2 separate regions of the Homo sapiens genome follow, and region 1 is linked to region 2. The links are chromatin loops, found by intact Hi-C in ENCODE. Cell type or tissue: PC-9. All regions are shown on one strand. Each heading gives the region's core, and the rest is flanking DNA. Links, peaks and the distances in the headings are about the cores only. Region 1 overlaps LINC02331 (long intergenic non-protein coding RNA 2331). Region 2 has its middle 58 kb from the start of CDKN3.

What was found. Peaks named below come from ENCODE experiments on the same cell type or tissue, not always from the same donor. Only the 100,000 strongest peaks of a DNase experiment are listed, where the experiment ranks them.
Region 1: a loop joins it to region 2, with 6 times the contacts of the local background. A loop is called at or near these places in 2 of 110 quality-filtered maps.

The regions. Positions count from the first base shown.
Region 1 is chr14:53,841,568-53,844,487 of GRCh38, reverse strand. All of the region lies in intron 2 of LINC02331 (long intergenic non-protein coding RNA 2331), which reads left to right. Among named protein-coding and RNA genes, the nearest start is that of LINC02331, 7.8 kb to the left of the region's middle. In PC-9, for the core only: no CTCF peak of the experiment used is centred there; a DNase peak (open chromatin) is centred at 1,347; H3K27ac peaks cover 1,213 bases.
Region 2 is chr14:54,337,323-54,340,242 of GRCh38, reverse strand. No RefSeq gene overlaps it. Among named protein-coding and RNA genes, the nearest start is that of CDKN3, 58 kb to the left of the region's middle. RefSeq lists an enhancer at 5-526. In PC-9, for the core only: CTCF peaks have their summits at 1,142 and 1,342 (motif pointing right); a DNase peak (open chromatin) is centred at 1,332.

The DNA.
Region 1 (2,920 bases), core at 157-2,656, 500 kb after region 2:
ATTATATGCTGAAATTGTTTTTGCTTTTGTCTGTCAGCATGGTGTCTTGGTTATGAATGCATTCTAGCATTATGAATTTTGTGCGGGTGATTTTCCCAATTCCCCTCTACCACATGTGAAAATAGGATATTTGCTGATGATAAATTCAGACAGATTTCTCTAAGTTTGTCCACTAAGCAACAGACTAAATTAACTGCTTAATTTAAATTTTAAGGGAAGATCCTAGACTTCAATGCCTCCTCCTGCTGAATGTTGTCCCAAATATGCCCCACATAGAAATGCTTTGTCCTTGTCTTATTCCATTCTAGTCTCCTTGCCTTTTAAAAAAAATTTGGCCCCTTCTAACACTCTCTCCCTGCTACCTTAGAGCAGGGACACATGTATTTGCAAAGCCTCTGTTTTCATATTTAATTTTTTTTCTATTTTTCAGAGAGTGGTGTTGCATGTTCCCCACTCTTTTTCTTTTGATGCCTCTCACTCATGTTGCTTGTAGCTTCATTTTGTTTTGTTTGTTCGTTTACTTGAGTTCTTTCTCTCCTCAATATCATTATCCTAGAACATGGACTAAGGACCAATCTTCCTTTTTTCACACCATTCTCTTCCTACCCGTGCACTATATTCACACAATCAGTTCACTTTAAGTGTAAATTGGTGACAAAATTGATAGCCTTTGAGTTACGTGTAGCTCTCAATGTCAGGATTATTTTTCCCAAATTATAAAACTTCTTATTTAATCAGACTTAGAGAAAAGAAATCATTGGCCCACAGACCTGAAATGTCTAGGGGTGGAACTTTTGGCATGTGTGGATCCAGCGGTGCAAACTTCCAACTTCCTCCATGAGGTGGGCTTGGCCAAACTGGCTATTCCCTGACAAATCCAATCGCAGCAGAAGAAAACCTTTTCTTTCCTGATATTGCAATGCAACCTTTCAGATCAGCTCTTGATTGAACCAGTTCGAACCAAAACCAGGAGAATTTAGGTGAGGGAAGTGGTACCCAAATGAAAAGAAGGGTGTTAGTACAGAAGATGGGGGAATGGATGCTGGCTAGGCAACACAAGTGTCCATTATAATCTCCTTCCTAGGCAGACTGTGATCCTTTCAGAGCTCTTGTTTCTGTATTTGGATTTTGAACCCTACCCACCTGTATCAAAAATACCGTGAAATGTGGCATTTTCACTTAATACTAATAGCAAATCATGACTGAAGAGTAACAGGACAGTGGTTTAAATTTCATCACTTTTAGAAATGTGGCAGGAAATAAATGTCTGCTATTTCCCCATCTCTATGGGTACTAACAATAGTTTGGGCGATAAGGAAAGTTCTTGGCAGACTGTGTAATACGGCTCTACTGTTGACCCCACATTCCTGAGCCCTGATACCTTTGTGTACTCTTTAGTCTCAGAATGTGGCTCTATTGCAGAGCTTGCTTGGTGTTGGCCTGGCTCATCTCCGTCCAGAGAAAGGCATGCTGGGTGCTTCACAGTTGGATTATTGCCATTTGATGGTAACACAAATTACTCCCTAATGTGTGTTGTATGTCTTACTAGCTGGGTTGCTTTGCTCAAGAGGCTTAACCTTGCCAATCTTTAGCTAACGTCCTATTAAATTCCTACTTCACAGGGTGGCTTTAAGGGTCATTTGAGTCAATGTGAATGTAACCTGGCACATAGACATTGTGTCGGTAACTGGAGGTTATCATTGGAAACACAATCTGAGAGCACCAGCCTCCTGCTTGGACTTCTAACTCTGCCCTTTCAGAATTTTCTTCTGTCTCATTTTGTCATCACATCTCCTTTACCTGTTCACCTGTTTAATGAATTCTTTTTGAGCTTATTATAGTTTTTATTGCACTTATTGAGTGCACACTACATCTAAGCATCTTAGGTTGTTCATCATTTGATCCTCACAACGAGACTATAGGTAAGTAGTATTTATTTTTTCCATTTGATGGATAGGGACACTGCAGCTTAGAGAGGTTGTACAGAAGGAGGGGGACAATTGATCATTAAGTTTGTGAAGACAGGCCTGGTTTTGGCCAGGCATGGTGGTGCATGCCTGTAATCCCAGCATTTTGGGAGGCTGAGGCAGGATGATCACTTGAGCCCAGGAGGTTGACACTGCAGTGAGCTGATGGCACTGCTGCACTCTAGCCTGAGTGATAGAGTAAGACCCTGTCTCAAAAGAAAAAAAGAAGAAGGAAAAAAGACAGGCCTCAAGCTTGGGTCAGAATCAATCTGATACCCTTGTTCTCATTAAATGTGTGGTTTGGGAACTTCTGTGTGCATAAGAATCACCTACAGTGTATTCAAAGTGCAGATTTTTGGAGCTCACCCTCAAAGGTTCTGATGTGATGGCCCTGGAGTAGGCTAGAGAAGTCTGCATTTACAACAAGATTACCAAGTGATTCTCCACAGGTGGTCTTCAAACCACAGGGCCACAGGTGGACTTCAGATGATTGAACTCCCTTTCTGGGGTTTCCTATCTTTTCCAGTTTCTCTGGGCAAAGGATTGAACTGCACTGCTACCTGAAGGTCCTTAGATCTGCCCTGCTGCCAGCAGCACAGTTGCCTTCTCCTGGCTTCCTACTTTTTCAAACAATTCCTTAACCCTTTGAGTATCCAGCTAATCTGATCTCCCTTTGAATCTTTAGCACCCGAACTTAGGTTGAGAGTGCATATGTTAGCCTTGTTCCTATTAGTATCTGCTGTGCACTTTGCATATAGCAGGAGCTCAACAAATATTCATTCTTTACTATTGTATTGTGCAAATATCCATTTAGTTCTCTTCAATTTATGTGTTCGGTTTTCCTCAACGAGGTTGTAAGATGCTTGAGAAGAAGGACTGGTCTTCAATTTCCTCTGTATTACCTAAGGGCTCTCCATATTTAGAAGATTCTCAGCAAAGATTGCTGACTCATT
Region 2 (2,920 bases), core at 323-2,822:
TGTTGAGACACTTATGAAACTTCTGTATGTCTCAGTTTCCCCCTCCAGTTGCTAGATGAGGCTATTCAGTTCTTCTCAAGGATGTTGGGATTATCAGTGAGAAAACTTTCAAGGAGTGCTGTGATACCCTCAGATATGGGAGATCTTTCCAGTGTTGGCATCACTCTTCTGACTACCCCCAACTGGGCAGGCCTTTTGGTATAACTAGCTCAGACCCCTTAGAAATGTAAATTCTGGAGCTATCTATGTAGCAACAGCAGCTCAGGAAGAGCTGAGCTAAATAATGGTAGCACTTAAGATGTGGATCCCAAAACACAGAAGCCCTGCCATGAGACAGACAGGGAAGGTGACAGTTAAGTCATAGATAACAAGACGAGGACAAATTCCATCAACTCACTGTGAAGTTTCAGACAGGCCAGCGGGAATGGAGGATTCAGGGTGGGGGATAATTAGAGAAGATATTTTTGGGCTAAGAGACAAAGTGGAAATGACATTTCCTAGTTAGCATGGACTAAAAAAGTGCCACACAATAAATCTTTCTCAGATTATCTTTTTTTTTTTTTTTTTGATCTTGCTCTGTCACCCAGGCTGCAGTGCAGTGGTGTGATCATAGCTCACTACAGCCTCAAACTCCTGGGCTCCAGTAATCCTCCTGCCTCAGTCTCCCAAGTTGCTGGGACTACAGGTGCATGCCACCATGACTGGCTATTTATCATTATTATTATTATTTTTTTTGCAGAGACAGAGTTTCTTAGGCTGGTTTTGAACTCTGGCCTCAAGTGACCCTCCTGTCTCGGCCTCCCAAAGTGCTGGGATTATGGGTGTGAGCTGCTGTGCCTGGACTGAATATCTTCAATTCTGTGTTTTGGAGAATTTAAGAGAAATATGAGAAAGGAATGAGTAGACTGATTTTAGTGAGGAAAAAATTGGACATTCTTTAAGTTCATAAACATCTTTGAACAACCACTTTGCCAGACATCAGCTTGATTTTGTTATATCCAGAACCACTGGCTACTGGTGATGCTTTTGATGATGAAATACAGTATTACTGCACTCAATTTAGTCCACAGAGTTATGCTGTGATGTTATTTGAATAACGTAATTGCTCTGAGTGGGATTACCATCTACTAAAGGGAGGAAGGTGCTCTGAACATTTTCAACAAGTGCTAAGAAAGATTATTAATATGTAAATTTAAAATTAGTGCCTACACTGAAGGTTTGAAAATACTCTTTCGGTGTTTCCTTGACCTTAAGGACAAACAGGCACTACCAAGGTGAAATACCATAACCTACTCTGGTTTTTGATTTCTTAAGACATGTTGTTGCCACTGGAAGGCAGTGTTGCTTAGCCACCGTGTGCATCCAAGACATTGGGCAGATCTGAAGGTTTGTCCTGAATTTGCAAGGAATCCTATTGAGCTAAAGAAGCGCTTTTCTATATGCCTCTTTTCAGAATCTGGCAAAGATCACGGGCTGCTCATGGATGCACCTTGCTTGTCGGGTGTTTCCTTTAAGCAGGAGTGTTGACTTTAATTATGTGAAATCAGCCTGTATGTACTAAGCTGGTGAGCCTTGATTCCCTTTGGTCTCCACCTTTCTCACTTGTGAAATGGGACCATCAGTCCTCGAAACCTAACAGCATAATGCAAACACAACACAACACAACAGAACAACCAAACAAACAATGGCGGGGTTTCCATACAGTCACACGAAAACTGACCAGTTGATCAACGAATTATAGAGGTATTCTTTCAGAAATCTCACTTTGACTATTGACTCTCATTAGACAAAATTATTTCATGATTATCCTAGTTTTTTTTTTCTCCTATCACCTACCATACTCAGTAGAATTCTAGGTAAATCATGAGTTTTCTCAAAGAAAACTGATTTAACAATTAAACACATATTCTTCCTGCATTTTTTTCTCCTTATCAACAAATCTTCAGGTAGGGTTTTGATTTAGAAGCACACTTCAGGATGCAAATTAGGGAGTACTCTCTTGATTTTTTAATAATATACGTCTCCCCTTTAGACTATTAATAGTAACCTTTATCTTTGTACAGTGGATTCAAAATTTAAAGCCTTTGAATATATTTTCTCATTGAATTCTCCTAACAGTCTGTGAATTTGGTAAGGGAGGAATCATGATTTCTATTTTGATGCTCAGGAAACAAGTTCAGGTTGAGTGAAGCTCCCAAAGCCAATTAATCAACTTCTGGTTTTAAACTGTGCTTTCCCTCTTCTTTGTATACACTACGTATGAACAAAGGACCTTCGTGACACAGGCTGTGGTGGGAAGGCTGGAATTATAGGCTTTTATTCACAGCATTTTTTGGTCCCATCTTTCTTCCTTCAGTTCATAGACAAGCTTACCTCATTTTGGTTTTGTCAATAAAGGGTCAGCACAGCATCATTTTTCATGGACTTATGGTGAATAAGGGGCTCCCTATGTTAAAAGCTTTTCTGCTTCTTAGGGGGCTTTAATCTAAAGAGTGTTTCTGCAGAGATGTCTTTCACCTGAAAGACTGTGGATCACTTTTCAAACGCGGAATTGTCTTATCTGAAATACATTTCTACCTGTGCTGAAAGACACAGGCATAATCAATGCCTTGATCATAGGAACAATCTTTATCAAAAGTGCTTTAGATCCTGAAGAGCCTAAGGGTAAGAGAGAGAGCGGCCCTTTGCTGGTGTCAGAATGTGGTCAGGAGCTCAGCTCCCTCGTGGACTCGGCTCGATGCAAGGTTTCAGCAAACGCTTCGGAATCCCTCTAATCCCTTCCGTGTTTTCAGCATCAGGTAATTAACATATTTCTAGATGCAGGTCACTTTAGTTCAATTGTTGCCTTTATATCCTGCAGCGGCTTAGTTTTAGTGTCATTTTAAAAACTGAAAGCTGCAGTGTACCAGGTAGTGAATTA